Linked DNA regions of Homo sapiens: region 1 is linked to region 2. Evidence: chromatin contacts called from ENCODE Hi-C or POLR2A ChIA-PET data. All regions are on one chromosome and are shown on one strand. The core of a region is the stretch at or near the end of the contact, and the rest is flanking DNA. Distances in the headings are between cores, read along the strand shown. Region 1 has its middle 24 kb from the start of SNORA14B. Region 2 overlaps LOC107985365 (a long non-coding RNA gene).

Region 1 (2,949 bases), core at 391-2,890, 260 kb after region 2:
GGATCACCTGAGGTCAGGAGTTTGAGACCAGCCTGGCCAATATGGTGAAACCTCGTCTCTACTAAATACAAAAATTAGCCAGGCGTGGTGGCAGGCACCTGTAGTCCCAGCTACTGGGGAGGCTGAGGCAGGAGAATCACTTGAACCTGGGAGGCAGAGGTTGCAGTGAGCTGAGATCACGCCACTGCACTCCAGCCTGGGCGACAGGGTGAGACTCCATCTCAAAAAAAAAAAAAAAAAAAATCCATCCATAACCCCATAACCTAGAGATAATGATCAAAGTGAACTTATTGTTCCTAAAATTTACTTTGAAGACAGGAAAACCACCACTCATGAGCACCTTCAAGCATGTCAGTAACCCAAAACCAGATCCCTTCACAAGTTTCTCCATTTAAGCCGCACGACAGGAGTTTGTAGCTCATTTCTGTTTAGCTGTAGAGAGTAGTTCTAGCAGGCTTTTGACTTAGATTTAAGGATTTTTTTTTCTCCTCCCACATTCAGAAGCCATAAATCTGTACTCCAGGAAGCCAGAGGCATAGTATGAGGAGACAATCCCTATTCTGGGCTTGGCCCAGAATCAAACGCCTTTTTGCTAGAACAGCTGAGCTGGCTGAGGGAGCCGCCTGTCTCAGAGGAGCAGCTGGCATTTCAGGTGTGCCTTTTTTTTTTTTTTAATTATACTTTAAGTTCTAGGGTACATGTGCACAACGTGCAGGTTTGTTACATATGTATACATGTGCCGTGTTGGTGTGCTGCACCCATTAACTCGTCATTTACATTAGGTATATCTCCTATGCTATCCCTCCCCCCTCCCCCCACCCCAGGTGAAACCCAGTCTCTACTAGAAATACAAAAATTAGCTGGGCGTGGTGGCTCGTGCCTGTAGTCCCAACTACTTGGGAGGCTGAGACACAAGAATCCCTGGAACCCAGGAGGCGGAGGCTGCAGTGAGCCGAGATCGCGCCACTGCACTCCAGCCTGGGCGACAGAGCGAGATTCCGTCTCAAAAAAAGGAAAAAAAAAAAAAAAGAAGATATTCTCATGCCCTTTGGAAATGAGGCACCTAAGCCTCAGAGAAGTTAAGTGCCCCAGTACGCTGCACATTTAGAACTCAAACCCAAGCCCCTGCTTCTAAAAACCGTGTTCGTTCCGCCACCCCACAGCTGCCCCTCTATTTTTGTAGGGTGATTCTACAGAACTGGGAAGGTAAGGAGTTGTAGAAACCCTCTGCCACATTTTATTCTTTGCCTTTCGTAGAAAAAGATCATACTTACGTTGCTTTGACTCACTCTGAAGATTAACCTGGAATTGCGTCTCTTCTTGGACAAGTCAGAAGTCCTTTCAACTATCCTTTTCAATTATCTTCTCCTGTCTGGTAGTTTCCCATCTAGAATTTTAATTCACGAAGACTGGAAACAGGACTTCACAAAATGTCATCCTGGCACATTTTCCAGGAGGAACGGTTTTATTTATAAACAAATAATCGGAGCATTTTCATTTCGCTATGATGATCGCTGTAATTGGCAGAATCACAGTCGCGCTGGGGCTCGAGGCTCCCGGAGGCCGGGGGGTAGGCACGGCGCGGACGCACCCTAGGATCGCCGCCAGAGGGCGCCAGCGCGCTCCTTCGCGTCTGCTGCTGCCCTGATGAAAACGCTCACAGCGCACGCGGTACAGACGGAGCAAATCCTATGAACTTCTCCAGCCCAGTTTAGAACAAGGGAAAGGGGAGCGCGCGGTACCGGCTGTCCACTCCGCGGTCCTCCTGGCTCAAGTCACCCTGAGTCTTCCCCCAGCTGACAAAGGCGATCGGACGCACAGCCAGGACCCAGAACCGTGGATGGATCCACTTTGCCAATATATTGAAAAAACTGATGCCATGTTGAGAGAAGAGAGAAATCTATTTTTGTAAGAAATGTTACTTTACACATACTTTGCTGATTTTTTATCTCAAAAAACCCAAGACCTGGTGTAGTGTCCAGTAACTCAGTTGCCTGGAGCCCTATGCAATGAGACTGAATTTCCATGGGGCCCGGTTAGTAGCTTTAAATCATTTTCAGGCAAGGCGTACACACACACACACACACACACACACACACACACACACACACACACACGTATATACACAGAGAGAGAGAGAGCTCACCTGGTACTTCTCTTTCGTTTCATGGTGACACATTACAGTGCACACAACTTGACCAGCTTACAGGTGCTAGAAATGGAAGTCTGAGGCTGACAACTCAAGGGTGTGTGTGTCAGGGGCAACAGCTCCGTAGATGGGTATTATTAACTATAATTACACCAACCCAGCCTCTTTTGAAAATTGATCAGAGATGCTTTTTCTTGTCTTGATGAGTAGGTCGGAGTAATTATCATTTGCACTGGGAAATAATACCATTGGTTCTAGGGCTGATGTCTGCAAAGCTGGCTTCACTGTTTCTTGGACTTGTCTTTCATCACATACCTCAAGTCTCTCTGAGAAAGAAACTAATTCACTATTGTTTCTCCGCTGTGGGAGAGGAAGGCTGTGGGTAGGGAGTAAACTATAACCGAGATGTACACTTACTGTATTTCATGGTGGTTAGTGCCCTGGAACCAACGTTTTTGTTTCGTTTTTCAAATGCAACAGTCTGACAGGTTTTACTAATACTAGCCCTCATCTGGCTTTTACTGAGGTGTCTGTCTCGTGTTACAAACCATTCTGTGTACTGAGGATACAGCAGTGAAAAACAGTTAAAAAAAAAAAAAAAAAAAAAAAAGCCAGGCGCAGTGGCTCAAGCCTGTAATCCCAGCACTTTGGGAGGCCAAGAAGGGCCGATCACTTGAGGTTGTGAGTTCAAAGCCAGCCTCACCAACATGGTGAAACCCTGTCTCTACTAAAAATACAAAAATGTATTTGTACATGGTGGCACATGCCTGTAGTCGCAGCCACTCGGGAGGCTGAGACAG
Region 2 (2,862 bases), core at 309-2,808:
CTGCTTATCTCATCCTCCACCCACACCCCAGGGAGGCAGTGAAGGGCTTTCAGGCAGGAGCAGCCTCATAAGCACTATAATAATGTCAGTTGACTTGAGTTGACTAATATCATGACAGCGTGTTGCAGTCTTCAGAGAAAGATACTAAAATGGTTGTGCTATTACGGATCTCAGAGCATTAAGGAAAGTTGACCAGCTTTCACTGGGCTGAACCAAGGGGTGAAGCAGTCAGAGACAAGGCTGGGACTTTCCTGTTTCTGTAAAACATACTTCTTTCCATTCAAAAAGTTTTGGACAGGCAATATGCAAAAAGACAACTGCTGAATGATTCCACTTGTATGAGGCACCTAGAGGAGTCAAAGTCACAGAGACAGAAAGTAGAATGGTGGGTGCCAGGGACTAGGGGGAGGGGAATGAGAAGTTCGTGTTTAATGGGTACAGTTTCAGTTTGGAAAGATGCAAAGGCTTCCGGGATGATGGTGATGTTTGCACCATAATGTGAATGTACTTAATGAATGCCACCAAATGGTACGCTTAAAAATGCTTCAAATAGGCCAGGTGCAGTGGCTCATGCCTGTAATCCCAGCACTTTGGGAGGCTGATGTGGGCGGTTCACCTGAGATCAGAAGTTTGAGACCAGACTAACCAACATGGAGAAACCCCATCTCTACCAAAAATGCAAAATTAGCTGGGCATGATGGTGCACGCCTGTAATCCCCGCTACTCAGGAGGCTGAGGCAGGAGAATCGCTTGAACCCAGGAGGCAGAGGTTGTGGTGAGCCAAGATCGTGCCATTGCACTCCAGCCTGGGCAACAGAGCAAGACTCTGTCTACAAAAAAAAAAAAAAAGCTTCAAACGGTAAATTTTATGTTGTGTATATTTTACCACAATTAAAATGTATGGAAATATTTATTCTGATTCTTCAGTTAGATCATTTGTGGGTTAAATATGCCCCATGTAGCATTTCTTTCTGTAAATATACTGCCCCATCCCCCACATGGTATTAGACTGAGATTCCTAAGGGTAGAAACTATTTATCATTCATCTTTTTAGCCCCACTCCACCCAGTACAAAGCTCTATATAACATACCACTGGATAAATGTTATTTAAAGAAAAAAATGGATGAACAAGTGAACTCAGAATTCCCATACCGTTGCACCACGTTTTTTTCTAAACATGTGTTCACAGAATAGTAGCAGCAACAATGAGCATTATGAATGCCCTGTATTCAGAGTAAATAAGACTGTCAATCCAAAAGAAAAAGAAATAGTTAAGTGCATATATCTAGCCATATTGAAAGTTTCCTACCCTAAGTCCCCAGACAGCCCTCACTTGACTCTCATGAGTAGTAGGAGTGATAAACGAATGAATAAATGAATGACTTTTCTTCCTGGTCCACAGGCTTAGATTTTCCCAGTCTGGATATCAAGGGCATTCCATGCAGTGAGACTTTAAAGTCTCTAGAGAGGGACAGGAACCACCTGAAGTTGTTTCAGCTTAGACGTCCCTTTCCTTAGTAGCTCCTTCCTCCAGGGTGAGGCAGGAAGTGATCGCCAGCTGCCTCCCTGTTGACCAGGCTATGAAACCTTTTACAGTCACTTGGCTTCACTTCTGTGCTGTTTTTTTGGGTGAAGACTTTCTCATTTTCTGGTAAAGCAGATATTTAAGGGGCAGGAAACTCAACATCAAAAGACCGGAACAGAAGAGAGAAATCCTTGCATTATTCGGAACCAGCGAGTATGTATGGTGCAGGCAACTGAAACACCCTCTCTCTCTGCCTTTTTTTTTTTTTTTTTTGCATTGAACACTCTCAGTGTCTTCAAATTCCTAAGATTTTTTTCTTAACATCTCACATTTTATTAAATAAATCCAACCGCTGTGTATCACCGTCATTCTTAGCAAAGAATACATTAGCTATTTTCTTTGCAAAACAAAACCTAACTCTCATCTAAATAAAATCTACATGCAAAAGTAAGTGATATTTTCTGATCAGTACAATAGAATTGCCGTAAGTTTGGTCAAGGCTCTTGGCCTGCTTTCTAAAGATGTCCCTAGTATCTAGAGAGATCTCAAAATCTGTAATCATCGTGGGAAAACTTTTTCTGTGTTCAGAAATTCAGGATGACAAGAACTATCATTTTGGCAATATCTTAGAGGAGAATCTGAAAAGCTTCTGGCCACAGAAACGCCTAAATATGCTGTAGAAAAATAATAAGTGTGGTGTTAAAAGCACAGCTGAAATGAGTGAAGGAAATCCCAGAGACTGAGTATAAAGAAGGTCTGAGCACAAGAAAAAGTGCTGACACTTGGCTGCCTGAGCAGTGGGAGATCCGCTGAGGGAAAACAAGGTCACCTCAAGTTTCATAACCACAGACCACACTTCACATGGGTTTGGAGCTTAAGTTTACTCACCTGTATGGTCTAGGAAAGCTACGTCAATTAATTAACATAAAAGGAGTCCCAATATCACAAGAGCACTTGCCAAAACAAATAAAAAACTTCTCTATAGAAACCAATCTTCAACCTCTGCCACACAAGATTCCCATAGTGAGCACATTCTTTTAAATAGAAGCTCACAATCGAAAATTACAAAATGCGTTTAGAGACATGAGCAAGAGTGCACTACAAACAAGAATAAACAGACACAACGGGCGGCACAGGTAATGAGTCCCCAGAACCCCCAGAACATCAGCTAATAGAACTATCAGAAGGAGGATATGAATTGTTGTTAACATAACTGAAATGTAAAAGGAGAAATCAAAATTTTGAGAAAATAAATTTAAAAGACCAGGCATATTTGAAAAAGTACCATATGTTACCTCTAGAAATGAAATGTGTAACATTAAAAATAAAAACTTAA

Evidence for each region. A loop is a pair of places that touch in the nucleus more often than their neighbours do. ChIA-PET counts read pairs that join two places held with the same protein, here RNA polymerase II (POLR2A). Pooled maps may share reads with other maps.
Region 1: a loop to region 2 is called in a map with no recorded cell type, with 5 times the contacts of the local background. The contact joins two enhancer-like sites. A Hi-C loop is called at or near these places in 1 of 37 single-sample maps with no recorded cell type and 2 of 50 pooled maps. POLR2A ChIA-PET finds 5 or more read pairs at or near these places in 2 of 52 experiments (H1 and activated B cell).

The regions. Positions count from the first base shown.
Region 1 is chr1:235,102,756-235,105,704 of GRCh38, forward strand. No RefSeq gene overlaps it. Among named protein-coding and RNA genes, the nearest start is that of SNORA14B, 24 kb to the right of the region's middle. RefSeq lists a silencer at 1,525-1,694 and an enhancer at 2,315-2,454. Within about 2 kb of position 1,641, at least 7 of the 41 ENCODE cell types and tissues checked have a DNase peak (open chromatin) inside an H3K27ac peak, as active enhancers do.
Region 2 is chr1:234,843,098-234,845,959 of GRCh38, forward strand. All of the region lies in intron 2 of LOC107985365 (a long non-coding RNA gene), which reads right to left. Among named protein-coding and RNA genes, the nearest start is that of LINC02961, 84 kb to the left of the region's middle. RefSeq lists an enhancer at 1-66. Within about 2 kb of position 1,559, at least 15 of the 41 ENCODE cell types and tissues checked have a DNase peak (open chromatin) inside an H3K27ac peak, as active enhancers do.